2 separate regions of the Mus musculus genome follow, and region 2 is linked to region 1. A link is a loop called in an ENCODE intact Hi-C map of the cell type or tissue named here. Cell type or tissue: gastrocnemius. All regions are shown on one strand. Links, peaks and the distances in the headings refer to the core of each region. The heading gives the core; the rest is flanking DNA. Region 1 has its middle 15 kb from the start of Gm32955. Region 2 overlaps Rngtt (RNA guanylyltransferase and 5'-phosphatase).

Region 1 (16,874 bases), core at 4,570-12,569:
TGACTTTGGCTCCTTCCACAGCTGGACTGTCGCCACTGCTGACAGGACCCTCTAATTTGATGACCACGTTGCTGGTCGTCTGATTTCTTTGGACAGTTCACTAACTGCAGCATGCACTGTCCCTGTTCATAAGTTAGAACAGTAATATCCTATTAACATTCTGGGCTGAAATGGACCGGCAATGAGGGCGTGGCCACCTACGGGCCCTGCAAGTACCTGGAAGCAACCCCTGCACACTGCTGTTGCCCAGCGAACTGCTGCTCGCCTGCTCCATGTTTTCATCACTGTCTCAGCGGGTGAGGCTCTGAGGTCACACACAGAGCACTGTGACCAGGAACCAGGTTCCTGCCTCACCTAGCACATAAAATGTGCCAAACAAGCAGGCTTTAGTGGGATGAATGGACAACTGAACGAGTGGCTGAGTGAAGTTCAACCCTCCTCCCAAGCTAACATTCTCTCCTGTGGACTATCCCCAAATGCTACACCTGTCTCAAAGTCGGCTGGCCCAGCAGAAACAAGACTGGCAAGAAGCAGAAGATCTAAGCAAGAGAAAGCAGGGCAAGGAATAAGCACTTGAAAACAAAAGCAAAGAAGCCTTTGTTCTTTGTCTCTTTGTTGTGAAGTGTTGCTTGGCAGACAGCACGGTGCTCTCCGATTTCTGCGAGGCATTTCAAAGATTCCTCTCTGAAACTCCTGCTGGTACTATGTATCTGAATTCTGAATTCCATCCCAGAGATTTAAGTCATAGCGGCAGACAGACAGCGAGGCTCCGTGCTGCTCTGTGGCAGAGAGTGTCTGATGAGCTTAGTCTAAGCTGCAGTCCCAGACTAAGCTGCCATTTTAACTGTAACAAGCAGGATGAACTGGCAAGGTAATTAATGCTGTTTCCTGCCCTCAATGAGGAGAACAAACCAGTGTGTTCTCTTCTCCGTTGCAGAGCATTTGCCTAGCAAGTGCAAGGCCCTAGGCTCAGTTCTGGCAAGGCGAGTGTGTGTGTGTGTGTGTGTGTGTGTGTGTGTGTGTGTGTGTGTGTGTGTGTGTGTTGCTAGAGCTAAAGGAGCTGTGGATATAGCACTTGTTGTGCATACTGTACTGTGGGCCCTAGATTGGATCCATAGCATCACAAATAACAAACCAACATTAATCCGTGATGCTCTCTCACAGCATCCTGAGCTTCGATAACAAGTCTGGTGCCTCCATTTCTCCTATCGTAAAAGGAGGTCTCTTGCAAAACATCATGTAAGGTTGTTTTGAAAAGCACTTCAAAGAGATTAACAATCCCCCAGGCTCTGCCTAAGGTTGAACACCTTCCTTTGGGTTCTTTCCTGTCCTATTTTCTGTGTGTCCCTGCTCTCTCATTTGGCCCCTCCTTTCTGAGATGCCATCCAACAAAGTATGGAGAGAAGAAAACCATGGGCCTGCTCTCTGGGCAGCGGCCTCTAAGAGCTTTGCAATGGTCAGGAGGTCGTGGCGCACGCCTTTGATCCCAGCACTTGGGAGGCAGAGGCAGGTGGATTTCTGAGTTCGAGGCCAGCCTAGTCTACAGAGTGAGTTCCAGGACAGCCAGGGCTACACAGAGAAACCCTGTCTCAAAAACCGGAGGGGGGGGGGAGCTTTACAATGGTCAGGGCCAGGTACCCAAGGCAGAAAGGAGATTCCAAAGGAAGCTTGCTCATCCTCCCCATTCTGAAGTCCCAGTGCTGCTCAAGGGGGCCACGGCTTACATTTAGAGAGGCCCTTTCCTTGCTCAGGAGGAGAGCTAGGAGGAAGGAAAGCACAGGGGCAGACAGGGAGACAAGAAGGATGGAAAAGGGCAGGAGGAAGAGAAGGGAGAAAGAGGGTTTTCCCCTCCTGTTCTGAAAACTAGCCTCTTGCTGGCCTCTCCTTAGGGAAAACCTGAGCTGTGGTCTCCTAGGTCCACAGCCCAAGGACTGGCAGCCCAGTCCTTGGAAGAGGACACCTCAGAGGACTTAGGAGGTAAGCATCCCTAGGCTGCAGTGCAGAAAGCATCATTTATAAGAGATAAGCAGCAAGCTGGAAAGATGGAGGGCTGAAGAGAGATGTTGAAATCTCTGCACCAACCTCTGTTTATTGTTAAGTGCAGGGGGCAGGCTCTTCTCATGCTTGCAAAGGCCATGTTTATCACTGTAGAAAGCAAACATTCTGTGCCACACCAGGAAGGAATTGTTTCCTGATGCTGCTGCAGAGAGCAGCACACCCTGGCCCAGAGAGGTTGGCCACTGAGTTAAAGGAGTTCTCAGGCTCCTGGGCAGCACAAACAACACTGAAATTACCAACTCAAGCTTCTGGTTCTCCCAGACATTTCAAGTAGAGGCAGGGACAAGGTGGCTTCAGCAGCCCACTTCAGATAGAAGCACAGTCAGGCACCTGTCCAAGGTCAGACACCCACTCAGTCCCTGCAGCATGTAGGAACCACACTTGGAGATGTTTATAACCCTGCCAGCAGGCTGCCCACAACCAATTAAACCTGAACAGCTCAGGGTGGTACAAGGACATCAGGGTTCTGGGGGACACACATGCCAGCCATCTCCTGTTCAGGGATATCCAATCCCCTGCAACAGTCTGGAAATTCAGGTGACTTAAAAAAAAAACTTGTCTAGCCTTAATAGGAGAGGATGTGCCTAGTCCTTCAGTGACTTGATGTGACAGGGTGGGTGATACCCAGGGGGCACCTCCCCTTCTCCTCTGAGATGCTTGTAAAGGGGGAGCCAGGAGGAAGTGGGTGGGGTCTGGATTTAAAGTGAGTATATATATATTATGTGTGTGTATGTGTGTATTTCATATATATACATCTTTCATATATATGAAAGAGAAATAGAGATATAAATAAAATTAATAATAAAAAGAAAAATGGGAAAAGGAAACTCCCAAGCAGTGGGCCACAGGCAGCTGGACAAGCAAATTCCACATTACTTCTCCTGAGCCACATTTCTAACAGAGGTCCAAGCACCTGGAATCCTCAGACATTGGGTAGACAAGAACTCAGAGTTGGACACACCAATCTAGTCCAGATTAAATAAGAGAGGAAAACTAGAAGTTTCTGAGTTCCAGCCTCACTTCCCTCTGCTTCGTGGCCCTCCGTAGAGTGAGTTCTCTGCTCCATTTCACAGGGATAAACAGACACCTCTCTGAAGTCATTAGCAAAATAAATCCTGCCCCCACCCCATTAAGTTGCTTCTGTCAGCTCTTTTTACCACAACTCTAAGGAAGGTAAATGACTAAGGCACTCAGTCAGAGCGATAGCACACTGGCCTTCAATCACAGACCTGTCAGAAGAGATTTTCTGAACACAGTCATTTCTCCAACTGATTCTCATTGGTTTGACAAGCATCCTTCCATTCAAATCCCTGTGTGCCCTGGTGACAGCTTGTTCCCACTAGAGCTAAGTTTTAATGCTTCACTTCCCTCCTGCAGACTAAAGGCCTTCTAGGGCAGAGGTAGATTACTTTTCTTATCACTCAACAAAAGGCCCAATAAAAAAAGCGACCTAAAGGAGGCTCACAGTTCATAGGAAAACAGTTCGTCACCTCGGGGAAGAGGCCACGAGAACAGCTCAATCTGTGGGGCCACACAGGAAGCAGAGCAAAGGGAATACCTCTACTTGTTCACATTCTCTACCCCCTTTTTATTCAGTCAAAGAACCCGTGGGATGCTGCTACCCACATGGAAGAAGGGTTTTCCTTCCTCAGTTAATCTTCTTGGAAATGTTCATAAAAGGCACACTCATAGGTGTGTCTCCTAGGTGATCCCAAATCCAGTCAATCTGATAATGAAGGTGAACAAGAACATAGTGGGTTAAAATAAAACTGTTACCATTGGACTATGTCTCCAGACAGGCAGACAGATCAGACACACACAGACACACTTCACACAAGGAAACTCTGAGGTTCAGAGAGGGTACTAACTAGATGGGATACTAGGACTAGGTATAAAACAGAGCTGTCTTGAGCAGAGTGGATTATGATCATTCTAGACAGCAGTAGATACTTTGAAATATTGGGTGATTAATAAAAATCACTCAAATAACATTCACAGGATCAACCCACTTCTGTTAATATGTAGGTCTGAGTTTCTCCCAGTCAAGATGGGCTTTTCTGTGAAATCTTGACTAATACAAACTATGAGTATAGATACGCTTGTCCTGCATCCATCACTGCTACCACTACAGGTGAATCCTATAGTATACAGCATGAGAAAACATCCCTTAAATATGTTGAGCTGAACTGACATACCTTGTTGAAACATTCCCATAGTTGAATATTTATTGGATTCCTGTCCCACAAATGATGTGTTAACTCAGGAGATAGAAGCAGAAGGATCAAAAGTCCAAGGCTAGCCTTGGCTACATGATAAGGTCAAGAATTTGATTCCAGACCACATGTCTATAAGGGTTTGTTTATCTTCCCAAAAACACATTTGGCCATTGTGATGGTTTGAATGGAGAATGGTCCCAATAGGTTCATATACTTGAATGCTCAGTCCCCAGTTGGTCGAACTATTTGTGAAAGATTCAGAGAAGTGACCTTGTTGAGGGAAGTATGTCACTCTAGGAGGGCTTTGAGGTTTCAGAAGCCCACACAATGTCCCATTTAGGGTTCTCTCTCTGCTTGTGGGTCAGATATAAGCTCTCAGTTACTACTTCAGCACCATACCTGCCTGCCTGCCTGCCTGCCTATTATCATGTTCTCTGCCATAATAGTCATGGACTCTAGCCCTCTGGAACTGTGAGCCTCAAATTTGGCCATGGTGTTTCTTCACAGCAGTTAAAAAATAACTGAGACGCTATATTCCTCCTTTTGTACTTGTCTCTCAACTCCTAACTTTACAGCTCTTCTCTCTTCAACCAAGAAATAAGCAGATAAAGGAATATTAGAATATGCTCTGTGGGGGAGTGGTGGGGTGTGGGAGAAGGGGGGTGCCTCAGCGGGCCCATGCCAAGGCATCCCTTCCCCTGAGGGGTCAGCCACACAATGGTGTAGCATAGAATAGAGTTTATTTGGGGCATGGGAGGGGAGTTAAGAGGATAGTAGAGGCAGAGAAAGGCAGAGAGAAGGAGAGAGTAGAGAAGTATAGGCTGGCCATGACCACGTAGAAGGAGGGGGGAAGGGAATGGGGAGAGATGGGTAACAAGGGACAAGAGAGTAAGAGACAAGAGAGACAAGAGGGAGAGGAGGGGGCAAGCAGCCTACCTGGCTGTTGTCAGATAGCTGTGGGGTGGAGCATACCTGGCTATTGCCAGGTAACTGATGGGGAGCTTAGAATCCTAACAAAGCCCTTGCTTCTCTGAAGTTCTGCAGAGTACACTCTCTTTGCTCCTTGCAATTACCTTTGCTTGAATGATGCGCCCTTCTGTGAGCTTTGCCTCTCTCCTCTATGAATTCGTGGTACCTAGAAAGCAGTCAGCAAGAACAAAGCCACTGTAATAATTTAAACAATAGGTTTCGAAGACTAGAGTTTGGGGAGCAGTGAGCATCTTGCTTGCACATCTGGCTGACCTGGAAGCTAAGGCTAACAAGATAAACTGAAGCTAAATATCAAAGGATATCAGATGCATGAAGAGTCTGGGTCCTCTACACAGTTCTTGTCACCTGTAGACTTTTGTGTGGTGAGTAAATCAGATCTATGATGTGAAACTATGGTTCTTATGACACTCTGGAAGAACTGGCCAGAGAAGTCCACTCTCAGCATGAACTTCACTCAAGATTTGCCTTTCCAAGCAAGAGGTGGCAAGGGAGTGGAAGTAAGACAAATACTATGCAGCTGGACTCACAGCCAAGTTATTGGAGAGCTGTAGAGAAAAACCCCCCAGAAGGACTCTAAGATTGCCAGCTCATGAGTGTGAGAGGCAATAGCATCATCATCCACCCTCCAAGGAGCATGATCCAAGTGAGACTGGAAATGTCCAGAGGAACACGTATAGTCCCAGGATCTGTCTATGTGGTTCTGCAGCTTAAGGGAAACAGCACATTTGAAGTTCAAGGATGGTAGGGCTCAAGTAGAACATTGCAAGAGTAGGTGAGATCCCACCTACACCAGGAGAACACACCTCAAAACAGAAGTGGACCTCTGAGGAATGCCAGCAGCAAATCTAAGGTCCTTGCCAGATTTCCGGACTCTGGCACTGACAATGAGGTAGCCCTGCAGATGCATAGCATCCTGTCCCCCAAGTTCCTCTGAGAAATGATTCTTGCAGTCTGCCATCTCTTAGAATTATTTTTCTGTTTGCTAATAATATCCAGGAACAAAAACTCTGGCTCACAGGCTTGGGTTTAATGTGATAAAAATCCATATTCACCTTGAATGAGCTATTTCAGATAACAGATATTTATTTGATCAGACTCCATTATTCCTTCATCTCTACCCTGCCTACAACAACAACAACAATAATAACAACAACAACAACAACAACAACAGGCTCCATCCAAAGGTTCAGGAGACCATTGTTCATGGTCCTTCAGACCCTGGAAGTCAGCAACCGCAAGAAGAGACATTAAAAATTAATGAATGTGCTATACTCAGTGTCCTGAAGTCAAGGCTATTTAAGTAGATAAAAGAGGCCTGGGGAGGGAAAGTCTTGTTGCTAATGTTTTCTTTATAATTATTAGGTGAAAAGAGAGAGAGAGAGAAGTGGGAGAACACAGCTACCACCGAGACAAAGTGAAAGGCGTGCATTAGAAGAAAGGATGCAGACAAATGGAGCACTCTCAGGCTCGAGCTCCGGGAGGGGGAGGAGGCACAATGAGAGTGGGGAGCTGCAGGGGGGGGAGAGGCAGACGCTCTCCACCCAGGCAGCTTCGCCTACAGCCTGGCCAGCCCTGACTTGAATAATGAGGCTGTTTGGACGAGCCTGAGGCCAGTGGTGGAGACTTATATAAGAACAAGTCTCTGGCTACGCTAGTCTTCACAAAGACACCCTGCACTCCTCTCTGCTGCACTTGTCTGTGGCCAAGGAGTAAGTTTCACATAATCACTGCAGCACCTGTGGCTCCAGTGGAGGGGAAAGGCATGCTCCGGTGAAGTGAATTAAAATGCCAGTCCTCTTGCTAAACACAAGGATACGAGCTGAGTTCTGCAGTGGATAAACTGGTACCTGCTTCCCAAAAACTTGGCTGCCAAGCAGACTTCTCCCAACACACAGTGCTTCATGAGCTGGACACGAATCTACTACACCTTTTTTTTTTTTTTTAATACTACTTACTGCAGGATCACAAACTCAGAATATCAAAACATTTTCCAAATCAAGCCTGAAGCCAAAGGATTCTGTGTGTGGCTTACAGGGTGCTTCCTAGGAAAGCCTGCTAAATGGTTCTAGAGAGAGAACTGGAATGCAATGGTTTGCAGTTCTATAGAGAGCAGATATTCCCAGGGAAGGAAGTGGCCCGGGGTTCTGTTATCTATGAAAGAGCATGGCTTTTGAAAACCTTAGGTCAGGTGGGCGCTTGGGGGTGTGCCGAGATGAAGCCACCATGCCACAAAGCCCAATTGCTGGTCACTGTTTTATATGGAACCGTAAGCTGAAGGAGCCTGGGAGAGACGAGGATTGCATTTCCCTTCCTATGTGGTAGAGCTGAGTGGTACGTTCCCCCTTTGTCTAAGTTCTGCTAACCAGACCCTCTTGCAGGTCCTCCCCATCTCCCTCCTCCACGCCAAGGAGACTGTGACATTGATAGAGACCCAATGGCATCGCAGGCTCTTGGCATAGCTCCTCTTTCCCCACATATAGAAAGAAACCATACTGGCTTTCATAGAGATCTTGGCTTCTATGTGAAGTCATCTTTGTCATAGACTGACCCCAAAAACTCAGGTTTTCCAGTGAGACTGTTTCCAGTTTCGTCTGCCACTCATTTCTGTACTCAAGAGACATTGCGTGTCAATCATGTGCTGACTGCTGTAGGTGCTAGGCCGGGAGAAGATGAGCCCCACCCTCCAGCAGCCCTGAGTCTAGCCGCAAACACCAATTATCCTCTGTTTAACCTGCCTTGCCCTTAGGGGCCCAGGATGTGAACAGGAAACAGGCATTCAGGCAGATGGGGTCCTTCCCTCTCCAGCTCCACTGGCCTCATTTTGGTTAGTCTTGTCCCTGACTTTGACTTCCCATCTTGAAGCTCAACCCTTCTTGCCTTTGCCCCCGCCACAGTCGCCAGAACTGTCAGTTTTGCCTGAGCCATGTTTTCAGCCTCTCCTATCCGTCAGTCACGGCCTTGATAGCTGTCACTGGTCAAGTGGCCAACTGGTTCCCCTAGCCTCGGGCTCTCCATCCTCAGTCCCGCTGCCATTTTTCCTACGCGGTCATTTTCCTAAAATAGAAATGAGATTGCATCACTCCTTATTTAGAGACAATCATCAAGTCACTAAGCTCTCGGTGTGACTGGGCTTCACACCATCTGCAGGCACTTGGCTTAGGAAGAAGTGTCGTTGAAAGCAAGATGACTCAGCCAGGGACTATGAAGGGCTGACTCAGGGCTCTCATCATAACTGCCCCTTAGAATCCTAAGAGCTCGTGTGACCCGCAGATGCCAGCACTACTCGCCCAGCCCAGACCATTGACTCTGAATGTCAGATGAAGTCTGGGTGGCCAGGCAGGGGGACTCACCGGAGATTTGAACTTTGAGTTGGATTATGGGGGGAAGGTAGCATGAGACTCTGTCTCTTTTTCAGAACTGCTCTTCTTCACTTTCAGATATCCCTGCAACATCACTTTCTTTCCCTAAGTTCCCTGAAATGGCTTAGTAAGTATGTCTAATTATCAGTCAATCACCAGCAGGAATCACCAGGCAGATGCTGTGCTCAGATCAGAAGACTCCTCCCACGTGCGCTTCAGGGGCAGTACCTCAGCCAGTACAAGTCTGACTTGGGAGGGGCCTGGAGCGGCACGTGACCCGCCTTTCCATCCCACCTCTCCTCACAGATGCTTTCTAAGTAGTTTGACCCCTCCTGTACCAAGAAATTGATCCTGTCAGCTATAGTTATCTTTTTCGCATAAAATCTCTCTCGTGGTTTATTTTATTGGGGATCTTCACCCCCTCCTCTGCCCTCCTCGATGCCTGCAGCGCTGGGCCGCACTGCAAGTTCCAAGAATGATTTCTAGATCTCTCTCCCTGCCAGACTTGGGAGAGCTTCATTTTCACATCGTGCTTTGGCTGCAAGGGTTAACTTTCCATTTCAGGAGGGGAGTGTGGGGTTTCCTTCCCAATATCTGTATGATCCAGTATGTGTTTATACTCACGGCCCCTGCCACACAGGTCCTTCCCCCTCATCTCTCATTTCCTTCACACCAGAAGTCAGACCATTTCTGTAGCAGACAGAGTCTGCGGGAGCTGTTGTTCACAGCTGGTGAGGGAAAGGAACAACTGGGGAAGAAAAAGAAAAGCAAGAGACCAAAAGGACAAAGGGCTCTTCAGGCAGAGGGAGCTGTTGCCACAGGCTTGCGGAAGAACTCAGGGCTCCTGCAGGCTGCTGTAGGCTTTTTGTTTTTTGTGGCAGTGAACCCAGTCACCCCTTGTTTATTGAGTCCTGTGAGCTTGGTACAGCTCTCTAAGGCTGCCGGTTCCATATCTAAGCATTCTCCTTGCAAAGGCATCTGTCATGGAAATGAAGCTATTTGCACAAAGCAGAACTAACACTGAAGGGAGGAATACAAGCCAAGAGACACAGAATTAAGACATAAATATTCAGAGCCGAGACCTCTAGCCTGGGCTTTGTGTGAGGAGAACCAGAGAGCCTGGCTAGGTCTGCTTCGGGCAGGGCAGCGGATGGCTGGTGAAGGAGAAAGGAGTGAGCCACCACTGAGGAGAGGAGGTGGGACTGAGTTGGTGGGACTGGGGAGGGAGAGAATTTCTTGACATTGTCTGTGTTTAGGACTGCGATCTGTCTTCCACACCTTTTCAGTTCACTACACTGACTATCTTGGAGAGGTAGGCTGTACTTTGAATGTGACTTCAAGCTGAAGAAAGGCCCGGCCAGCTCATTCTAATAAGGACTATAGATACGGGTAACATCCTTGTAGACACCAGTCTACAGTCTTGAGGATGAGCTGGCAAGAAACTAGGGAGAGAATGTGAGACGATCAAAACACAGTTCTCAGGATGGTATAAAGAAATGGGGCTCAGTTTCCCACTAGACTGGTGATTCTCAACCTGTGGTTCTCCACACCCCTTTTAGGGGTCAAACAACCCTTTCATAGGGGTCGCCTGGTCTGCAGAGTCTCCTGCAGAAGCCAGGAAACACTGCTGCTGAGGAGGCCACACCCACCCGAAGACTAGGTGTTCCCTCCGCTCTTCCTTTCCCTCCTCCGCAGTGTCTCTGGAAGCATCCACCACCTTGAGGGCTAACAGGAATCCATGAAAGAACAAGCCTCCCTTGGAGCTTACTGAATTATTAAAATATTGCCATGAGATGTTACTTGACAGAATATATATATACTTTCCCCAAATCACTCTACGGAATATTTGAGGAGGAAAAGAAAAAAATGACTGACAGTTGCCGTGGAAGAAGTGGGAGAAGCTTCTAGCCTTGAGACCACAGCCCAGCTTCCCAGCCCTGGAAGCCACGTTCATGGGACTCTATATGGATCAGCCAAAGAGACTGGCACTAGGCAGGAAGATGAACAAACACCCCATTGGTAGAAGGATTAACCTAGAACCTGGGGCTCCAACCTTCAGCCTTCCTCCAGCGGGAGTGGGATCTGACCACTGATATTTCCTCTGACTTTCTGATACATCGTTTCGTCAAAACAGCCAGAGCAGTGCTTCCCTGGGCCCCTTCAGCTGGGGTGGGGAGAGAGAGAGATGAGAGAGAGAGAGAGAGAGAGAGAGAGAGAGAGAGAGAGAGAGAGAGGTTAGAAACATAACCAGTCCGTGCACATTCCAATTTTCTCCATCAGATAAAAACTAGTCTGCCAATTCCCAACCACAATCTCTTGAATCTTTTATAATCAGAAAATCTCTTTCAATTGTGACAAGAATTCAGTTTTCTCTCTGCCCCTGATTGCCCAACGGTGATTACCCCTCCCAAGCCTTTTTTTTTTCTTTTCCCTCATTTGTGCAAGGAGAAGCTGTGGGTTGTAGCCTGCTTGCTAAGAGCCTTACTCAGCACTAACACTCGAAATCTGTGAGAAATCTTATTACAAGTTATTACTGATTTAGCTACAAGAGAATACAATCCTTTAAAAAAAAATCTACGAGGAGTCCCAATGACTTATATCCAACTTGACAGAAAAAAGTAAAGTCCCCTTGGCATAGGGGAAGTAATTAAAGACACACATTCTATTTTCTCTTTTGGAGAGCTCAACAACCCATTGGCCCATTAGACCTTGTCTAGGGCTGATCTTTATAATCTTCCCAAGAATTTTAGACTCTTGATGCATTTGCTCATGATAGATGCGATGACACACAAACTAGCAGCTGGCATTGTCTTAGGAGATTAGATGTCTGTATCTCACTCCCTTGAAGGCCAAAATAGATACCTCTAATTGGGGAGGAACGTTAGGCTCTTCTTGCTATGATTTCTTGGGGGGCAGGGGGAGAAGGTCACATCTTTGTCTTTACCACTGTCAACAAACTTAATTTCTGGGGGGGGGGGAAGCATGCATAATTGCTGTAAGTGGGCCCCACCACTTCCTCTCGTTTTTCTATCGGCTCGATTCAGCTGTCAGTCTTTTTTTTTTTAATTATTTATTTATTATATGCAAGTACACTGTAACTGTCTTCAGACACTCCAGAAGAGAGCATCAGATTTCATTACAGATGGTTGTGAGCCACCATGTGGTTGCTGGGATTTGAACTCAGGACCTTTGGAAGAGCAGTCGGCACTCTTAACCGCTGAGCCATCTCACCAGGCCCGCCACCCCCAGCTGTCAGTTTTATGTCACGCCTTAGCACCAAAGATAGGGAAACTGGAGCTTCGCCAATAAGTCGCAGCTCTAGCACTCGATCTCAAGACTTCTGACTGCAGGACAAATGCCACACGAACAGCAAAGCCAAGAGGCGAGTGAATGCCGAGCCAGTCCTCCATGAGGCAACACAACAGAACGAGCTTCAGGGGAGGGAGGAGTTTAGTGCTGCCTATTGGACGCGGATGGATACAAGGGACGAGAGAAGTACAGTGTCCCATACGTGCCAGGGAGTCGGTGGCCACCCTGGAACTCCAGACCCAAACTCATCTTTTTTTCTACGCTACCCAGATAGCCTTAAGTTCCACCTGGAAGACAAGTCTATGATTACTGGAAGACAGGAGGAGGCGAAGCACTTCTGAGCCTCTAGGGGAGATGAGGTGCCAAGTTGCAAAAGCAATCGCTGAGAACCAGCCTGGAAGGTTTTGCATCTGTGGGATATTTGTTCCTGAATACCCCCAAATGCTACATTACCTATATTTCTTATTTTTGCATTTACATCGAATTTTATGGCTTCATGGTAATAAAATCATTCCATTTATACTATGTTCCCACCCAATAAGCTTTTACTAAGATATATCCTTTTATGCTGCCACTACGTGCTTTGATTAACGGAGTTACCGATTCGCCTGGTTCCACATTCAAACAACTGTCCTGATCAATTTCTGTTTTTCAGACTATTGCTCTGATCCACTGCCCTGCTTTGTAGAGGATAGCCGAGACCACTCGCCACCCCGGCACACTGTGCCCCATGTAGGTGCTGACCTGTATACTTCAGACTTGTGCAAATCAGCCTGACTTGATCAGTGTTATTCTTATTACTTGTAACCTGATTAAAGTCATGAATCTCTGAACTATAACTGTGTTTTCAAGATTGTCATCTAAATTATGTAAATAACTAGTGCAGTAATTAGCTCTCTTTGATGAGCTTCCGTTTAGGTTCAAGATGAGCCGATCTATATTTATCAACTCTGGGCATGCTTTGCTCCCAGACAGGCGTGCAGCAGAGGTGAGCCCCTCCAGGGGACACTCAGCTCAGCAGCATCCTGACCCAGCATGGCTGGCCACCAGCTAACTCTCCATTCTCCCTCTCTACGCATCGTCAATTCAGGGAGAGCCTCCAGGAGTGGGAACGGCTGAATCGATGTTTCTCCTAGCTGCTTCACAGAATCCTAAGAAAGAGATCCATTTTCTTAATCTACATGTGTTCTAGCTCTGCCAGGGAACATTTCCAGATTCTTCTAAAGAGCTCTGCCTGTTTTTCACCTCCATTTGGAGTTAAGAAAGCAGTGAAGCAGTCTTCTCGTAACAATCACTAGCTTCCTTCCAGGGAAAAACTTTCAGCTCCCTGGTAGGGCTTTGGTAATTGATAGAGCTTTGGTAGCTTTGGTAGCTTTGGTGGCTTTGGTGGCCCCACTGCTAGTACTGCTCTTGGCAATCTTGCTGCAGGAGGGATAAATGTTAGCTAGGGTTTACATCCCAGGTCTACCATGTAAGCTCATGACAGTTCACCCCTCTGACACCAGCTCCTCAGCCAATGAGTGGAAACACGTTACAGAATCATCCTGAGAAGAAAAGGATATTCTGTCTGTCAAGTCAGCAGTGTTCCTTCAAGAATCTAGGTTCCTCACATACCTAGATTCAGTCCCGTGAACCTCCTCATCCACACATTTCTCTGGGTCTCAGTTTCTCTCTCTGTAAAATGGGTATAACGATCACACCCATCTCATTGTACTCATTGCTGAGTTAGGCATTTGTTAGCAATATTCTTAGGTATAGTCTTCTGGCCTGGGCAGACGTGAAAGACATGCTCTTGAGAGTTCTTTTTCTCCTTTTCCAGCTTCCCTCTCACAAAGCCCCAGGTTTGGCTCTCAGAACTTACAGTACGTGAGAGGCAGCTCCCAGACCAGGAGCTGCACCCTGCTCTGCACAACTCCCTCCCACCCCAGATTAAATGGCCCCTGGACAGTTAGGTGCTAACACTCTGCAGTCCAGTGTTGCTGAACAGCCATGCATGGGTTCACTCTGACTCTTCCACCTGTGTGCATGGTGCATTGTTCCGTTCTCAAGACTGCTGCTGCTGGCTTCCCCGGATGCCGGCTGGCTGTACACTTAACCTCATCCACCTTGCTATTCCGTGCCCTCCTTTGCTGCTGCAGCTGCCACTCTTTAAATGTCTGTGAAGCACCCTTCCGAGACCCAGGATGAGTCACCCAAAGACACAGAACATCCTCCTGCCTCCGGCACGTCTGTGTGGTGGGAACTTGCGTAACGCAGATGCCCAGTGGCTGTAATGGGTTCCGCAGTCAAGGGGGACAAATTAAACCAGTGGACCGGAGCAGAAGCCAGGCAATGTGTCCTGGAACAGGAGAACTAGGAACTGCATGTTAACATGGGTTTTAAAACGCCTCCGTGGAAACAGCTGTTGGGACAGGGGAAGGGACTCTGTTATCGTTAGCTGTCAGAGTCTTAACCAAAGAGCTCACATTGAACTTGCATATAATCTCTTAGCAGATAAACGCTTACTGGTCTAGGAAGGATATGAGACAGGAATGGAACTGCATATGAAGAAGAGATTTTTCTGTGGATAATGAAAATGTTCTAAAAACTAAGTAGTAATGTTGGCACAACTCTGCAAACTCTGCAACCACAAGGAGGTCTACTATAAGAGAGGATTTTATGAGAACTGAGCTACACCTTAGTCCTGCTAAGCTTTAAGAATGGAATCCTAACGTGAACCCATCCGAAAAGCCTCTCTGTTCTGATCGCCCCCCGTGGGAGCCGCCAGGAAGCAGATGTGCCGCTGGGACAGTGCCATGAACCATTAGGGCACACGCAAATATTAATTGGTGATAATATTTTTCCATCCAGCTCAGCGCTTCTTCACCGGGTGCAATTTTGCCCCAGAGGACATTTGGCAGTGTTTGAAGACATCTTTGTCATCAAGCTTAGGGACAGCTGCTGGCATGTGGCGGGTAGAAGCCAGGGCACTGGCGGGTATCCTAGTCTGCACAGCCTGGTCACCACCCAGAGCTCCTCACCGGAAACCACTGTAGAGCAGAAGCAGCCACACGTGAGGTCCTCTCATCCTCTTAACGTTGGTTGCTTTTCTTCAAGGCTCGAAGCTGAGCATCTAAGACAATTCAAAAGTTCTTTCCCGAAGTACTTTTCCTTGTAGGTAATTTTGACAGTGATAGCCTAGTTTCAATTTGTTCTACTTTCACAAGAAAAACAGACTTAAAAAAAAAAAAAACAACAACTTCTCAGTATGTTCTCCTTTTGCAAGAAAAGCCAGGTAAAATCTTTATGAGAATACTGTATTTTCAGCAAATTAAAGTGTTTGTGTGTTCAGTGTGGTTGTTTCCTATGTATTCCTTTGGGCAAAATAAAAAATAAAAGTTTTAAAAAAAGATTATATTTAACTGAACAAAAAAAAATCGCCTTTTTTTTTTTTAATGAAATTTCAAAAAGAAGTGTCTTCCTGAGAAAAGAGAAGTGTGTCTACTGTTAGAGGGTGACAGGGCTGGCAAGCATGAGGCTGGGGAAAGGACTGGAGCCCTGAGATGAGCTGGCTTTGAGCCTCAGCGCTGCCTTTGGTGGCCAGTGACTTTGGCGGCTCCCTTGTCCTTCCTGAGCCTCACCTTCCTCTTACAGAAACAAGGTGATGACGCCCATTCAGAATCGCCTGTGAGCACTGAGCCAGTGCCTGATAGTAGTTATCACTTTCTTCCGATAGCTTCTGCTATTGTTGGTCCTTAGCAGACACTAACCACGGTGTCCATGAGTAACAGTCTGGGAGGGATTGGGATGCAGTGCTTCGGTAGACCTTTTGCCTGGCATACACACGGCACAGAAAGAAGTGGTAAATAAGCAGGTTTGCTTCCTGAAGCTTCCAGAGCCAGTTGTCAGGCCTGCAGCAAGAATGACTAGTTTACTGCCTCTCCTCTACCTAGACGGGCATCTTAGGGTGCTGAAGTAGCCACCCCTTCTCTGTGCTTTATCGGGGTCCCCATGTACTCTGAGCAGGTTGTGAGATAATATCCTTGGTATCTGCCCCATAGTTCATTTTTATCAACATATTAATATGGATAAAAATAGGTTTCATGAGGACATGTTTCATATTTATATATATTTCAATCATATTTACCCTATGTTACCCTATGTCTTAGTCGGGTTTCTATTGCTGTGATAAACACCACGACCAAAAACACCTTGAGCAGAAAAGGGTTTATTTTGGCAGGAACCTGAAGTCTGAAACTGAAGCAAAAGCCACATAGGAGTACTGCTTACATGCTCAATCCTCCTGGCTCACTTGCCTGCTTTCTTATAAACCCAGAGCACCTGCCCCGGGTGGTCTGGACCCTTCCCCATAAATGTCAATCAAGAAAATGGCCTGCAGGTTTTCCCTGTAGGCCAATGTGATAGGCACTCTTTCTCCAATGAGATCCCTCTTCTCAGGTGACTCTAGCTTGTATCAAGTTGACAAAAACTCACCAACACAGTTAGCCTCCCTTAAGCCCTCCAGCACCCACCAATCCCATTCCTCTTCTCAACTACCGTGTGTGTGTGTGTGTGTGTGTGTGTGTGTGTGTGTGTATGGTGAGTATGTGTGTGTGTGTGTGTGTGTCCCCCACTAAGTTTCATCAGACATGGCCAAAGGTCTGTTTATAGGAGCACCTTACCACTAAAAATCTTTCTCCTTTCCTATCAACTAGTAACTGAAAACACATTTTTAAGGAGCAGTAGGCTCCGTGAACCCCTCCCATTCCCATAACAGAAGAATGACAGCCCTGAACTTGTGTAGAGTTTGTTTGGAGAATCGCAGCCTTCACAGTTCAAGAGTGAAGAGCCACGTCATGCCGAGAAGCCGGATTTCCACACTGCCCCTACTGCATTTCCTCTGACTCTCAATTCCCTTCCCACAGTGCTCCCTAAGCCTCAGAGGGGTGATGTAGTTGTTCAG
Region 2 (16,874 bases), core at 4,114-12,113, 170 kb after region 1:
TAAATGTCTCAAAGCAACAATGATACTATGATCATAAAAACTGAAATGGAAAAGGTCTTAGTAGCATGCTAGACTCTACCAAGATGCCAGGACAAGATTAAATCTATAAAGGTTTCTTTACTCCTAACATTAAAAAAAGGGACCATAGCTGGGTATGATGGTGCACGCCTTTAATCTCAACACCTGGGAGACAGAAGCACAATGATCGCTATGAGTTTGAAACCATTCTGGTCTACAGAGCAAGTTCCAGGACCACTGGGGCTACACAGAGAGACCCTGTCTCATAAATAACACAACCTTCCCACCCTTATTCGGAATCTAGTGAAAAGTCCTTCCAAACAATCTTCTCACGCTCCAGGCAAGACAGACAACATTAAGCATCGGCATCACCTATGCTGACCTCACACTAATACGATCATAATCAACACAGAAAGAGATGCTCTTAACAAATAGTACAGATAATATCTATCATTCTGCCAAAAGTTTACCGGGTGGAAATCCATGTAAGGTAAGGAGAAGCCCTAACTTGATTCTTCTACCTCAAAAGTCTGAATTGTATTTTTTAAAAAACTCTGTCAATCACTATATATATATATATATATATCCAAAGATACCATTAAAGTATCAAGTAATCCTAGTGTGGAGAACCTCAGACATTCTATTTCGCATATGCCAGACAGTTATGACCAACCCATCTAAAGCCATGCTTGTACTTCACTGAGGTGCTGCTGGCACTGCAAAAAGAAAGAAATCACTTACAAAAAACCTACATATTTGGTTTGTTATGTGTTTTTCTTATGACTTGACAGAGACATGGTAAAAGTAGGAGGTCTTCATTTTTGGTGTTTGTTTCTTAGAAACTACTTTTTTGTTAAAAACTGTTTCTTAGAAAATACTTAAGAGTTCTCTGAAGTATAGTGCTCCAGCTAGCTCAGATGGCAGCTGATAGCACTTTTCCTAATCCAGAGAGTATTGGAAGTCCTTTTCCAGTAATGATAATGTAATCACCATCTCCAAAGGGGCCCTGTAAACGGAAGCTTGGGGGTTTTTGCAATACTTTGCTCTTACTAAAAGACATCAGAAAATCAAGACACACGATTCAATGTGGAGGTCCTTGTGCACTGTGGTGCAACTACCCAGTATGGCTCCTTATGGTTTGATTTTATTGTTGTGCTAAAGAGCAAACCCAGGGCTGTGCACAGGCTAGACAGATGATCTATCATTTGTCCACACTAAACCTTGCCTCTTGTTTCAAAAGTACACTAATAAATTAACACTATATCATTACTTTCTACAGAGATTAGAGAAGGCAGGAAGCTTGAACTTTCCAAAGTACCCTCTCACATTGTGTAATCCAAGCCTCAAGTGTCCTTGTCATAGTAATTCCTTCTCTTGGGACACTGGGTCCAGGAGGGTTTCTGGAGACAGCTTAGCTGGCCATAGTTGCTCATTGACCACCATCCCAAGAGAAATAGTCAGCTTTCTTGAAGTGACCCATAAATTGCAGAAAATGTCTTCTTTATGTGCTAAAGTCTGCCCTCGAGCTACTTTTTCAGCCCGTTCATCTCTCTGGCTCCATTCCATGCCCCAGGAATTACTGCTTAGTGTCCTATGTCAGTGGTGACCATGGTTTCACACAAATTCGGCTCTTTTGGATGTCTGGGTGTGCTGCCCTTTCTATGACCCACCAATGCTGCTACTCTCTGAGATATGTTACCACTCTGGGCCCTTTGGCTGCTGCCAGGCAGTTCCTGCATGCATAGTGCTATGAGGCAGATTTCAGCCTTTGAGACAGTACTTCAGAGTTTCAAGACTGCTTTCTAAAGACAGAATTTTCCTTACTATATATGCTTTCTAGGAATAAATGGTGGTTTTTTTCCTATTGTGAACTTAGACTTTAGCAAATGTATGCTCATCTTTGTTGTCAACCTGACACACACAGAAATAAGGAGCCACTATGGAAAAACTGCGTCCATCAGATGATGTGTGAGTATTGTCTCTGCGGTTTCTTCTTGACTTCTAGTTGATGTGAGAGGGGGCAGCCTGGTGTGGGTGGTATTATCCCAAAGAGATGTTGGCCCTAGGATACATAAGAAAAGTAGTTGAAGGAGAGCCTGGGACCAAGCCAGCAAGTCACTGCTTCAGTTCCTGCCTCAAGCTTCCTTTAGTCATGGACTCTACACAGTTAAGATGAAATAAATTCATTCCTTTACAGATCATTTTGGTAATAAATATATTATCACAGCAACAGGGCAACATACTAAAACAGCTATAATATGAAGCAGGAACATGACTGCCTCTAAAGAGAGACTAATGTGAAAGGTGGCTGGACCACAAATTTCACTTATTTAAAACATACAGGACTACATGATTCTTATTTAGTAAATGCCTTGCCAATTTCTGTACCTTCTAGAGAAAGAAAGATGAGGCTGGCTTATCTCATGGGTGGGTGCTTCCCCAGCATACACAAAGCCTTGTGTTTGAGCCTCTACACCACAAAAACAGAGAAAAACAAAGGAAAGAAAAAAGATGAAATCTTAGTTTGTAAGTATTTATCTGAAAGATTAAACATACTTACCCTATTTAAAACCAAATGCATGCCTTTTGTCCTGTTGAATTAACTTTTTCTTATACTGTGTATTATTTCTTTATTGGTAATCTCTGCCTCTACAAGGAAACTAACTGGAGTTACCCCAAACTTTCTCATACTCAAGACCAAACATTAACCTACCTACCTACCTTCCTTCCTTCCTTCCTTCCTTCCTTCCTTCCTTCCTTCCTTCCTTTCTTTCTTTCTCTCTCTCTCTCTCTCTCTCTTTCTTTCCTCCTCTCCTCTCCTCTCCTCTCTCTCTCTCTCTCTCTCTCTCTCTCTCTGTCAAGCCTTCCATCCTTTCTTGCTTCCTTTTTAAAAAGTACGCTTTAAATTATTTACATGTGCCAGGCAGTGGCAGCGCACGCCTTTGATCCCAGCACTTGAGAGGCAGAGGCAGGCGGATTCCTGAGTTCAAGGCCAGCCTGGTCTACAGAGTGAGTTCCAGGGCTATACAGAGAAACCCTGTCTCAAAAGAACAAAACAAAATATTATTTACATGTATTAAAAATATAAAGTTCTTCAGAGAGAAAAGTGATACAGGTCAGAAACTGAATGTTAAGAAAACGTAAGCCGTTGTGGGATGGCTCAGTGGTTAACAGCACGGACTACCCTTTAAAGAAAACATAAGCAAGGATACAAAGGAGTATAGCACAAAATCATCTTATTCTGAACCTAATGGCTAAGTGTTCACCAGAGCAACACTGGCAACATACAGCATATGGATAAGTGATGTGAATGAAAACACTGCAAAGGGACTGAGAGGAACTGACAATTCTGTCAGAAAGCTTCTGTAATGCCCATGAAACACTGTAGTGTTATTTGAACATAGATTAAGGACAAATGTCTCACAAATGCTAGTATAATCACTTAAGAACTTGTCTTAGTCAGGGTTTCTATTCCTGCACAAACATCATGACCAAGAAGCAAGTCGGGGAGGAAAGGGTTTATTCAGCTTACATCATCACTGAAAGAAGTCAGGACTGGAACTCAAGCAGGTCAGGTCAGGGAGCAGGAGCTGATGCAGAAGCCATGGAGGGATGTTCTTTACTGGCTTGCTTCCCCTGGCTTGCTCAGCCTGCTCTCTTATAGAACCCAAGACTACCAGCCCAGAGATGGTCCCACCCACAAGGGGCCTTTCCCCCTTGATCACTAATTGAGAAAATGCCTTACAGTTGGATCTCATGGAAACATTTCCTCAACTGAAGCTCCTTTCTCTGTGATAACTCCAGCAAAACTAGCCAGTATATAACTGTAAAGGGTATTATCAATATGCTGACATTAAAGAAAAGATGGAATAATATAAAATACTGGATTTCAAGTTCAGATATTAGAAAAAGAAAGATTTGTTTTAATTATAAAAAAGGTATTAAACTGCCAAGATGGCTCATGGGTAAGAACACTAACAACCTAAGTTTGATCCTATACAGTAGAAAGTGCTTACTCCTGCATGCAGGTGGTCCTCTTACCTGTACCATATATGCATGAAGCATTTGCACACACATACAAAAATCTAAAATTTTTTGAATGTTACAAACATGGTAGATAGTCATCCAAAAAAATACCAAAAAAATATGTTCAATGTCAATGGTCTAAATACATCAATAAAAGAAAGACTGAATTAGAAAAAAAAAAAAATCAAGACTTATAACACTGTCTTTAAAAGAAATCACTTTAGCCAGGCAGTGTAGTGAATGCCTTTAAACCCAGCACACAGGAGGCAGAGACAGGAGGATCTCTGAGCTTAATGCCAACTTGTTCTTCTTAATAAGTTTTAAAACAGCCACCGTTACAGAGAAACTCTGTCTCAAAAAAAATCAAAAACCAAACCCCACCAAACCAAGACAGGGAGAAGATGAAAGCATTTTAAATATAAGATGCAAATAAATTAAAAATAAAAGGATAGGGCCACAAAATGGCATAGGGTGAAAGATTGTAAGGGCAGGCTTAATGATCCTCGCCTTTAGCTCGGCACCCATGAGCAGAGGCAAGTGGATCTCTGTGAGTCTATCTATCCTAATCCACATTGAGTTCCAGTACTGCCAGGGTTACAGAGAGAAAACCTGTCTCAAACAAACAAACAAACAAACATGTGTTGTACACGTTTGGCAAATTATGGTCAATCCCCAGAACTGGAGAAAACACACTCCATAAAAATTGTCCTCTGACCTGCATATGGTACATACATGTGCTCACGCACAGACAGACAGACAGACAGAAAGACTGTAGCTCTTGATGGGTCAACATAAAAACTAGCCAGTATACAGTGAGTAGAGGAAAATTTATAGCATTGAAATAATTTTTTGAAAATAACTAAAATTATTAAGTTTCCATCTTAGAACATTCTGGAGGTTAAATATGTCTTTAACCAATCAGAAGAAATAACAATTTCAACAGAAATTATAATGAAAGTATTAAGAGAAACAAGTCTACCATAATAAATGAAAGAAAAGTCATCACTACTGATCCCAAGGACAAAGAGATAATAAATGAATGTTGCTGGGCCCAAAACACGGCTAGGTCAATAAAGGTGCTTGCTGTACAAGCCAGGCTACCTTAGCTTGACCCCCAGAAACCATATAGAGATGGAAGGAGAAAATTATTTCCACAAAGTTGGCCCCTGATCTTAGACAAGACAGACAGACAGACACTAATTTTTAAAAGTTAATTAAGAATACTATAAAGGAAATGCAACTCAAACCCACAATTAGGAATTATTTCACCCACAAAGAATGGTTATCATCAACAACCCTAAAATTGATGAGGATATGGAAAAGGGGGAAACTCCTGTACATTGTTGGTAGAAATTTAGTTAGTAATATAGCCATAAAGGAAAACAGCATCAAGGCTGCTCTACAAAGTAAAAAGCAGAAGTAATACATGATGCAGCAATCCCATAAGTAAGTATATAATCAAAGGAAATGAATCATAGTATGTTGAACAGAGATCTGTCATTACATGCTCCCAGTGCAGCTCTGTTAATAACAGCTAAGAAATGGAGACAACCTAAACCTACATCAGCTGATGCATAAAGAAAGCGTGGTACATATGCAAATGAGATGCCATCCTGCCACTAATAAAAATGAAATCCCAGAGCTTCTCTCAACACTAATAGAAACAAAAATCACTATGCTAAGTAAAATAAACTAAGGACAAAAAGATAATATCACAAGATCTTACTCACAAATGCAATCTTAAAAAGTTGATCTTCTAGAAGTTGAGCTGGGCATGACCGTGCATGCCTAAAATCCCGGTACTTGGGACGCAGAGGCAGGAGAATTACTGTGAGTCTAAGGCCATGCTGGATTATATAGCTCAGGCCAGCTTGGGCTAAAGAGTAAAATCCTATGTCATAAGATTAAGAAATTGAGGGCTTAAGCAATGGCACCTGAAGATGTACGGCTGCCCATCAGATTCTGTTCCCAGGACACATGTAAACAGAGGAGGAGAGAACCTACTCCACAAAGTTGTCAACTGACTCCCAGACATGCGGCAAGACACATGCATGCACATGTCATCTGCATATTTATCCACTAATAATAAATAAAAAAAAATTTTTACAAAGATGTCATGCATAAGACACCTATTCTTTTTTTTTTTTTCTGTTTTTTTTTTTTCCCCCCCGAGACAGGGTTTCTCTGTATAGCCCTGGCTGTCCTGGAACTCACTTTGTAGACCAGGCTGGCCTCGAACTCAGAAATCCGCCTGCCTCTGCCTCCCAAGTGCTGGGATTAAAGGCGTGAGCCACCACGCCCAGCAATAAAAATTTTAAAGTAAAAAAAAAAGTTGAGAATAGAATCATGGTTAATAGAAGCTGAAGAAGGCTAGAAGGAGGGAGATATTAGGGAAAGCTGGCACGGGGTACTAAGTAATACAGTACTAAAAATACATCCTAGTGTTTTATTGCACAGTGAGGTATTACAGACAATAGTAATATATTACAGGTTTAAAAAAGCTAGGTAGGACAAAGGATTCTGAATGCTTTGATCATAAAATTAATGTCTGATGAAGCAGATAAGCTTACTCAGATTTGAACACATGAATCTATACATGGTCTGAAGTATCACATAATACCCCTAAATTATGAAAAACTTTATCAACTGAAAAACAGGTAGCATGTAAGTTTCCTTCTCTCCTTACATTCAAACAGCAGGGTGAGAAGAGAAACTATGAACTCCTGACTCCAAGTGAAATGGAGAAGTCTTTTAAAAAATTCAAGGATGTGGACAGAAAGGAACCCTTAGAGGAGCATGTGTGTGTGTGTGTGTGTGTGTGTGTGTGTGTGTGTGTGTACACATACACATACACACACACACATATATGTATACACATATAAATGTAATATACATGTATAATACATATATTACATTTGTTCTCTTGACTCCCAGATATCCATGCACATACCACTGCATATATATCCACTAATAATAAACAGAAATTTTTAAAGTAAAAAAACTACATATAATTTTATATAAATATATAAAAGTTTCATTATCCATATATAATACTAGAATATATAAATACATAAAGAAACATGGAACACAAAATTTGTGGAATATGAATGAACTCAATGCATTTTAGAATGTATATTAAGTGAGATCTTATATTCAGAAAAAAAAAATCACATGTTCTCCCTCATATGCTGGTCCTATCCTAATATAAATAAATATATACATATATATAGTTATATACATAATATACATATACATACATATACATATACATATATATAATAGGATACTCCTGGCTACAAATGACTATTTTAACACTGCAATGTACAGGCTTTGGGTTTGGTCAATTTCATTGCATTATGATATTTGCAAGTTCTTTTTAAAAAACAAAATTTAATATACTAAAAAGTATACAAGCTGGGCGTGGTGGCGCTCGCCTTTAATCCCAGCACTTGGGAGGCAGAGGTAGGCGGATTTCTGAGTTCAAGGCCGGCCTGGTCTACAGAGTGAGTTCCAGGACAGCCAAGGCTACACAGAGAAACCCTGTTTCGAAAAAAAAGAAAAAGAAAAAAAGAAAAAAAAAGTATACAAATAAATGAACAGGCTAATGCAAGTCACAGGAGGAAAAAATGAATAATCTAACAAGATATACTGTGGTTGAAGGCTGAACGTGCAACTGATCCTAAGCAGCTCAAGGATACCTTACTACCTAAAACAAAAAACCCACACAATGAGTGAGTCAGCAAGAGACACGGACAGAGAAAGGAACTGTTAAGCAGATGGCATCAAAACTCACAGATTTGGAAATTGTTCCATCTCTACAAAGGTAAAGTCTAGAAGTGTTAACAGAACACTAACTATCTGGCGTGGACATTTGCTTGTTAAGAGGGATTACAGAATCACAGCATGAACCATGAGCAGGGTCGAAGGAGAGCAGAGTGAAAATCACAGGATGCATTCTGCAGGGTGGTCCCATAGCACAATCAAGTGAAGAGAACGTATTAGCTTCCACCTCAGCCTCATGGGCTTGGGCTGGTCTGCCCACCTCTGTAGTTTCAACGAGCTCTGTTGCTGCCCCTGGCTGGCTAGTAAACTGCGTGGACCTGCTGGTCTCAGCCTCCCCAATACTAGAGTTACAAGCCCACAGCATTATACTGGTTTCCTACGTTCCAGAGATGGAACTCCAATCCTCATGCTTACATGTTAAACAGCTTACAAAATGAGGTAACTCCTCTGCACAAGAAAACAATTCTACCTCCCTAATAAGTCTAATTTTAATAAGTAGTAATTTTAGTTGGCTCCTTTCCCACACCAGCCAGGCTCTTTTCTCTAACACTACCAACCAAAATTTGCTGAAGCCAGCATTAGATTTTTTTAAATCTGGCATTATAAAGACAACCTATGTGTTCAAGAAATGAGAAAGGCATAGAAAAGAAAAGTATGTCAGAAGAAAAGACCAGGGAGATGGTCAGCAGGTAAGTGTTTTACTATAAATATGACAACCCTGGTTCTATCCCTAGAACTCAACATGGAAGGAAATAAGATACTCACAAAAACTGACCTCTAATCTACTCAGCTACACACATACACATGTTGGGGATACATTATTAAAAGTTCTAAAAATTGAAAGGGAAAAATGATGAGAATATAGAAGACGTCCATCAGCTGTATGGTATGAGGACAAAAGCCTATGAAATGAGGGGAAACGACTTCTCTATCAACAGCGCCTGAACAGAGGCAGTGGTCTCCAAGAGATTGCAGCTTGATTCTGTCCTTGGTAAGACAGAATGGCAACTAGGAGTTTAACAGAGTTTGTGGTGCCAGGTTCAAAGCATTCCATTACTAAGTAATTCAGCAAGGAAGAATTAACACCAAAGCTGGTACAATTCCCCCACCTCGCGGCCAACCCTTCTAGAATGTGCTCCTGCGCAGTTTCTCCTGTCATGCTCCTTAGCTAACTTCTTCACTAACTTCGCCTGTGTTCGCTTCACCTCTCTTTGCTCCTACGGACGTATTAACTGATCCCTTGTTTAAGTTATTAACTCTACAAAGTAAGACTTAAATTCTCTGCTTTCTGGGTCTGTCACAATCTAGTCCTGGTATAGATTATTCCAATCTCCAGTGCCATAAATTCCATAACCACTGCAAAGTTTGTGCCCTCTTACCTACTACATTTTCGTTTTGAATTACAACATATTTATAAAGTTCTTTTCAACCAAACCAACTTTACTTTGTGTTGTTCCTACTTCATTTTCTCCATTCTAAGACAGAGTTGCTAGACATCTAGCACTATAGCCACAGCAGCAGCGAAATGTTTTCCACACCATCAGTCATCTGTGTTTACTGTCTTAGTCAGACCACTCATTCCTACAGTTCAGGTGTCTTTTTATTTCTCATACATAACAACACAATGATGGTTCGCAATGAGTACTTAATGAATAGTAATAAATCAGCTGGAACTAGCATTTCTACTTATACTTAAAAGTTTGAAAGACAAGTAGGAATAGTAATTTTTCCTTATTCATAAATTATAGCCTGAAAAAGATAAAAAGGTCTTTGTTCCTTGGTAATGAATTCATGTAATTTACAGTTAATTTATTCTAAATTCCCTTGAGACCATTAGCATGCCCTATACTTCCTACAATGAATGCATGCTTAAATGTCCATGCAATTTATTTATTTATATATAACATAAAAATGAGGATACTAGTGAAAAAAGAGAAATTTTATATCTGAGGAATTTGCAGTGTTACATAAGTAAAAACACATGTAACGTTTATATAACTTCTCATTTTTTAAGCAAATTAATGAAAAAAATGTACTTTTTAGAAATGTGTAGTCTAGACTTCTTTTGATGAGTGAAACATGATTCTGGGATCTGAAATAGATTCTGTGTATCAATACGAGTATAAAGTATCTTTCAACAATAAATACAGATAATCTCCCCCTCTAGTTTCTAGAAATTAGAAACAAGCTTCTAATTAAGAGAACACAGGCACCAATTTCATAACACACGATGGTTAGATCTGTCTTGTTCTTGACAGACAACGCTGTTGTGGTGAAAAGGTACCTAATAACCAAAGTACCTAAGTCACTACTGCAGTGAGACACATTCCTTATGAGAAATTTTTTAAGCAAAGGTCATAGACAGTAGGGAGCAATATAATAAAAATTAAAGTACTGGGAACGACTTGTTCCACTGCTGTACACAGCTTTGCAGATTTGAAATCCTAAGTGTCTGCACTACCTCATTTTTTTTTAGACCTGGGAGTGTAACTTGCTAAGACAGTTTTCTGAGGTACACAAAGAAGGAAGCCCGCCTAGCTACTCCCTCCCCCAAATACTCTCCCCCGAGACTCCGAGCTTGAGATGAGTTCCATTTCCTAGAGATAAAAGGCCTGCATTAACAATGATGTGCCCTTTTTTACAATAAATTTCCATATTTATATTTTGAAGCTGTCATATGCTAGAGGATATTAAATATCCTCTCATTATAATTAACTCTTAAAGCCAAAATAAATTACTTGATTCAACAGACATTGAAAGTTAAAGGAATATAATTATATCACTAATTATTTTGAAATTATTTTGATTATTAAAGCTATTTAATCTATTCTTGGTTTTATGTTAGGAATGTACACTGGCTAAAAAGCTCTAATCTCTTCTTTTATCCTTAAGATAGAAACAAGAATTTGAACTTGGAGTATATAATAACTAAAATAATACACTGGGACAGATCTTAATAATAAACTAAAGCAAACTTTTAATTTTTAAATTCCATATTCAATCATATAAACATAAACCACTGGATTACAGCGTAGTTTCACTTTGCTATGGTTATTCTAACAACTCTTTATGTAGTAAGCTATTGTAATGCCATAAAAAATATTTTACCCCTTTAAAAATGTCTATACCAAAAATTAGAGAAATACATTTTAGGAATTAACATGCGCTCTCCACCCTCAGGACCAATATACAAAATATACTGGCTTGAATAATCTAAAGATTCTGATGTTCCAAAAGGATCACCAGGATTCTAAAGCCTAAAGACTGGGGACAGAAAGGAGTTAAAAGTTAACTTCTAGGAGGTAAGAAGAGTAAAAGCTGAATGAAAGCAGCACCAAGACTAAGAGATCTAGAAATCGTTTGCACAGAACAACTGAGAGCCTTTCCTCACCTGGGTTTCTTGTCAGAAGAGCAACGTTCTGTGTAAAGATGTTCTAATAGGGCCATGTAGCTCCTGGGCCAGGCGGGGCTCTCCGGGCCTTACTTTCAGCTCACTTGCCTGCTCCTACCCTTGGGAGTGCTTTCACTGACTCCAGATAGATCACTCAGTTCTCCCAAGTTCATGGCTCTCTTCCACCTAGCAGCTGTTTGGAAGGACATAGCAGCTTTCATTAATCTTAACTGAAAGCCACACCACCAGAAGAGAAACTCTTCCTTTTCTTCCACCTTTCTGCTTGCCTGCCCTGCTGTTTTTTCTATCAAAATTTAGAAAATGGTCCCCAAGCTTCCTTAAGAGCAAGGGCACGTTTTAGGAGTCAGTTATTTCCTTCCACCAACTGGAGTGGGGTTAGGGTATCAAAGACAGAACTCAGGTCCAAATACACTTGGCAGCAAACACTTTTCTACACTGAGTCATGTTAGTGCCCCTGTTTTTACACTCTGTTAATGAGACTAAGTACACACAAAAGGGAACCCTAACTTCCCCCAGTGACATTCAGATTTTTATCAAAAGGCAAATTAGTGACATAGATTGTAAGATACTTTTATTTCCCTGAAATACTAAGATCATTATACCTTGGTATGAATTAAGTTTTGTTAGCATCATTCTTGATTCTTAGAATAATTTTGAAATGGACTCAGAAGGAAAGAAGAACAATTGTAATGGAACTTGGGAGACAAACAGCAGGGCCTGTACACTGTAGATCTCAGCAGCTGCTAGGAGGAGAAAGAAGGAAACAGAGAGATGCTTTCTGAGGTAGAGCTCGAGGACCCAGGGAGATTCAGCAGTAGAAGTCTTCCCGTCTGCAGAGTGAGAATGAGCAGAGTCAGGGCAAGCATGCTTAGTATTTGAGCCTCCATATAAATGAAGAACAAAAGAAAGAAAAAGGCTATATTGTCCGAGTCTGGGCTCAAAAAGCAGCCAGACTTGCAGTGAGGATCTGTACCCAACAGCACTGGGAAAGGGCTACTGTATGTACCTCATCGTGTGTAGAGTTTTTTTCATCTTTTTAACATGTCTTCAAGTATATCATCATGACTCGAAGTTAGAGCTTTTGTTGAGAATTTTCCTTGTTCAGGTAATTGACAGGCTCATTTGCTTAACCATTAAGTGAAAGGAACAAGGTTTATCTTTCTGATTTTGATTCTGTGTTATAAAAAGGAAGAAATCTACACATACAAAATTACATTAACCTACCTTTGACTTAGGAGGTACACAGAAGAAATGCAAGACACAATGACTTAGATATTTGTGAGCCTCTCTGCTATAGAGAAATCAAGAAAGGAGGAAAAAATATCACCATAAATCTCAAAGACTGATCACTTGACCAAAGGAATAAAACTAAGCTTTGATACAACCGGCTATGGTTCCCCTTCCAATACAACCTGCTGGCTAAAGATCCGATGGAAAATGTTAGGACGCTAATCCTACTGTCTTCTCTCCATTCTTGCAGTGTGGACCACCACCACTTAGAGGAGTCCACTCTATACTGGAGCACCAATCAAAAGGCAAGAAGAATAACCAGTAACCCAGAAAGAAACCTAAACAGTTGATATGGCTTAAGTCAATAAAGGCTTATTTTACAGTATGAAGACTTAAATTCAAATCTCCAGAATCCATGTAGAAAGCCAGGTATGGTGACTATTGCTTGTAATCCTGATGATAACAAGATGGAGGGTGGAGCTTGCAAAGCCAGCTAGCCAGGTCCACTTGGTTAAGGTCCAGGTCAATGAAAAAGCCTGTCTTAAACAACAGAGACAAGGCACCTGCAGAATAAAATACCTCGGATTGACCTGTGATCTCCACAAATGCACATATGACCTACACACAAACATGTACACACATGCACACAAAGAAACGTCAAGAATTCCGTGAAAGATATAATAACCTTCCAGAAAGAGATAGGTAGCAAAGCAATGCAGAGTAAAAGTCTATAACTATTCCTAAGGCAAATAATCCAAAGAGCAAATTAATTTGGTTTAAAAAAAAAAAGAAAAATGAAGAAAACAATAGTAACCCATCTTAGATCATACAAATTCTCTTCAATTTAATTTGGAAAATGGTAGGTAACCCAATGTATACTAAGATTTATGTATATTAAGCTAATTTATTTATGTATACTAAGCTAATGTATAGTAAGATTAATGTATACTAAGATTTTTTAATTAAATGCATGCAGTATGGCTTTAAAAGAAAAGCTAAAAAATAATTAAAATAAACTCTGGGCACGGTAGCACATACCTTTAATCCCAGAACTCAAAAGCCAAAGCAAGTAGGTCTCCGTGAGTTCAAGGTCACCCTGTCTAGGCTAGCTAGGGCTACATATTTAGACCTTGTCTCAAACATGGCAGGGAAGGGGAGGTTAGACTAGGATCTGATTCAGCAGCAACTGCTGCTCTTGCAGAAGGACCTATGACTTTGTCCACAGGGCCTCTACCAAGTAATTCACAACCACCTGTAGCTCCCTTTCCAAAGGATCTTGATATCCTGGCTTCTTCAGGCAGTGCACAAGCAGACAAGCAAGAAAGCAAACATATCAACACTTATAATTTAAAAATAAACAAAGTATAGTGCCTGTCACACTGTTATTTAAATTAATAACAACAAACTTTTTAAAATTTTAAGATAAAACCTACTATATAACCTGAAACAAAGTAACTGTGAACTAAAGTTCCAAGGGGGTGGAAGAAGAGTGAGTTCAAAACTAAGTAAGAACTTCAGTGAATAAGTTAAGAGTACTATAGAATGACATATCAAGAGTCAAGCTACTTGATATGTCTTAGACTTTTCATAGCCATTTACTGCTTATCTCAGTGTGTTAACTTCCTTGTAATTATTTCACATGTCTTTTGGGGAACCATCCCAAAAGATAAGAATGTCATCAGATAGCATCTGAAACTTATAGCCAAAGTTTCTCTATTTTGCTATAACCTGCCTACCTAATATATCCATTAACATATTTGAAAAGTGTGTTGACTTATGACTCTCATGATCCTGTTACTATAAAAACTTTACAATTGTTATGACCTCAAAATACAGTATTTGGGACAACCTGAGTCTGTTCCTGGACCATGATACCATACTGGGTTCCAGAATAAACTGTATCTTTACTTAGCTGGGCTTTTTGAATCTACACTGTCTTACTTTCTATTGCTGTAATGAGACACCATGACCAATGCAACTTAAAAAAAAATTTCAATGGGTGCTCACAGTTCCAAGGGACTGGAGTTCATAAATATGATTATGGGGAGCGTGCAGCAGGCAGGCCTCCTGCTGAAGCAATCGCTGAGAGCTTACATCTTGAGCACAACCATAAGACAGAGAGAGCACAATAGGAATGGCGTGAGTCTTTTGAAATCTCAAACCCCACTCAGAGTGACACATCTCCTCCAACAAGACCAGTTCTAATTCTTCCCAAACACTTCTACCATCTAGGGACCAAGCATCCAAATATAGGAGCCTAAGGGAGACACTGTCATTCAAGTCACCATTCACACTAAAATTTTAGTTATACCTACAGAGACAGTTTGGGCACAAGGTTGCAGTAAAATTTTTAACAAAATGTAGAGTGAACTGGTAGTGAAAATAAAAACATCGCAAAGGACTCCGTCAAGAGCAGGAGAGGCAATGTCTTAGCGAGAGCTCTAGACATGATGCACAAGAGTGAGCAGGCAGCAGGATCTTACTTTCAAATAGTGAAGATATGTATCTAACTATGAGTGCAGGGAAGGAAAGATACCATTAGTTTATGGAAAGTTCACATAAGCTCTAAGCAAATATGGATGAAAACGCAACTAATACCAATGTGATCATATACTTTTTAAAGGTCAGGTTGTAAGAGGAAAATAATAGGCTTTATTATTAGGAAATAATAATGGGAAAATAATAAAAAAGAAATAAAAACAAAGGTAGAAGAAATAAAGCAACATAGCACACTAATTCTGAAGAGAACTTAAATTATCTTGTTAAAAGATAGGCCAGCATGATGACGCCGCAGGGACAGACACTCTCACTAAGTCTGATGGTCTGGGCTCAAACTCTGGTACCCATACATACACCACACAGTGCTTGTGAGCCCTAGCATGCACATAAATAAGGGGAGGGAGGGAGACAAGAGGCTGGAGCCAATGAGGTTGGCTCAGCACGCAAAACCCACCATGCCAAGCGTGACGCTCCGAGTTCCATCTCTAGGATCTAGGTCCCACACAAAGGTTGAAGGAGAGCACAGTGCTACAGTTTGTCTTCTGACTTCCACACAGCCACTGTGCTAGCATGTACGCTTACACTCACACAATTAAAAAAAAAATGTATAAAGCAACATTGAGAGATAGCTTCATAGTAGGTATGAGCACTTGCTGTTCTTACAGAGGATCTGAATCTGGTTCCTAGCACCAAGATGGGTCACAACTGCCTGTAACTCCAGGTCCAAGGAATCCAACACCTCTGGCATCAGGCACATACACTGAATTACATATACCCACACAGACATATACATTTAACATGACTTAAAAATAATAAATTCTACCTCTAAAAATGAAATAATAGAGGCTATATATTAAGTTATATAAAATCAACCACATTTTGACAAACATACTTTAAATTACAGAAAATTTCTTGCAGCAGGAATTAGCTCTCCATAAGCAGTGAGGACCACAGGCTCATGGTAAAATTTAAGCTAGACACAGTCTGAAAACAAGAAAGGAAATGACTTTAAGCACTAGCCTACAGAAAGAATAAAGAGAGTTTGCGGAGCTAACAGGCAAAGGTAACCAAAGCATATATATGACAATACTCTTGATTAAACAAACAACGAATCACCACCTCTTTTAGGTCCCATGAGTCATCCAGAGAGTATAGTAGTAAACCATACTGCTTAGGCCCACAATATACTCAGAGAATTACCAACCTCAATAAAGATTGCCCCAGTACTTCCATGTTTCCATCCTAAGATTTATAAGAGGCCACTGGGTAAGACGACAGCACAATAGTCCCCTTCTTTAGGACCACCCTTTCTACTTAAGAGTTTTTCTTGCTTCTCTTCACTAAATCTATATTCACTTCATGTCTATGTTTTCTTAATGTTAAATTCTGCATTATAGTGACAGAACAGAATGGTTAAAATGAAACTAGGAAAGGGGGGACCATCTAGAGACTGCCATATCCAGGGATCAATCCCATAATCAGCCTCCAAACGCTGACACCATTGCATACACTAGCAAGATTTTGCTGAAAGGACCCTGATATAGCTGTCTCTTGTGAGACTATGCCCAGGCCTAGCAAACACAGAAGTGGATGATCACAGTCAGCTATTGAATGGGTCACATGGCCCCCAATGGAGGAGCTAGAGAAAGTACCCAAGAGCTAAAGGGATCTGCAACCCTATAGGTGGAACAACAATAGGAACTAACCAGTAACCCGGAGCTCTTGTCTCTAGCTGCATATGTATCAAAAGATGGCCTAGTCGGCCATCACTGGAAAGAGAGGCCCATTGGTCGTGCAAACTTTATATGCCCCAGTACAGGGGAATGCCAGGGCCAAGAAGTGGGGGGGTATGGGGGGGAGTGTAGGGGGGAAGGGTATGAGGGACTTTTGGGATAGCACTGGAAAT

The links. Hi-C counts contacts between places; a loop is a spot of excess contacts. Peaks named below come from ENCODE experiments on the same cell type or tissue, not always from the same donor. Only the 100,000 strongest peaks of a DNase experiment are listed, where the experiment ranks them.
Region 2: a loop joins it to region 1, with 2.0 times the contacts of the local background. A loop is called at or near these places in 3 of 42 quality-filtered maps.

The regions. Positions count from the first base shown.
Region 1 is chr4:33,579,352-33,596,225 of GRCm38, reverse strand. No RefSeq gene overlaps it. Among named protein-coding and RNA genes, the nearest start is that of Gm32955, 15 kb to the left of the region's middle. In gastrocnemius, for the core only: a CTCF peak has its summit at 9,425; DNase peaks (open chromatin) are centred at 8,327, 8,849, 9,411, 12,054 and 1 more place; H3K4me3 peaks cover 1,028 bases; H3K27ac peaks cover 1,863 bases.
Region 2 is chr4:33,408,483-33,425,356 of GRCm38, reverse strand. All of the region lies in intron 13 of Rngtt (RNA guanylyltransferase and 5'-phosphatase), which reads right to left. Among named protein-coding and RNA genes, the nearest start is that of Mir8118, 21 kb to the left of the region's middle. In gastrocnemius, for the core only: a CTCF peak has its summit at 8,931; a DNase peak (open chromatin) is centred at 11,400; H3K4me3 peaks cover 957 bases; H3K27ac peaks cover 1,689 bases.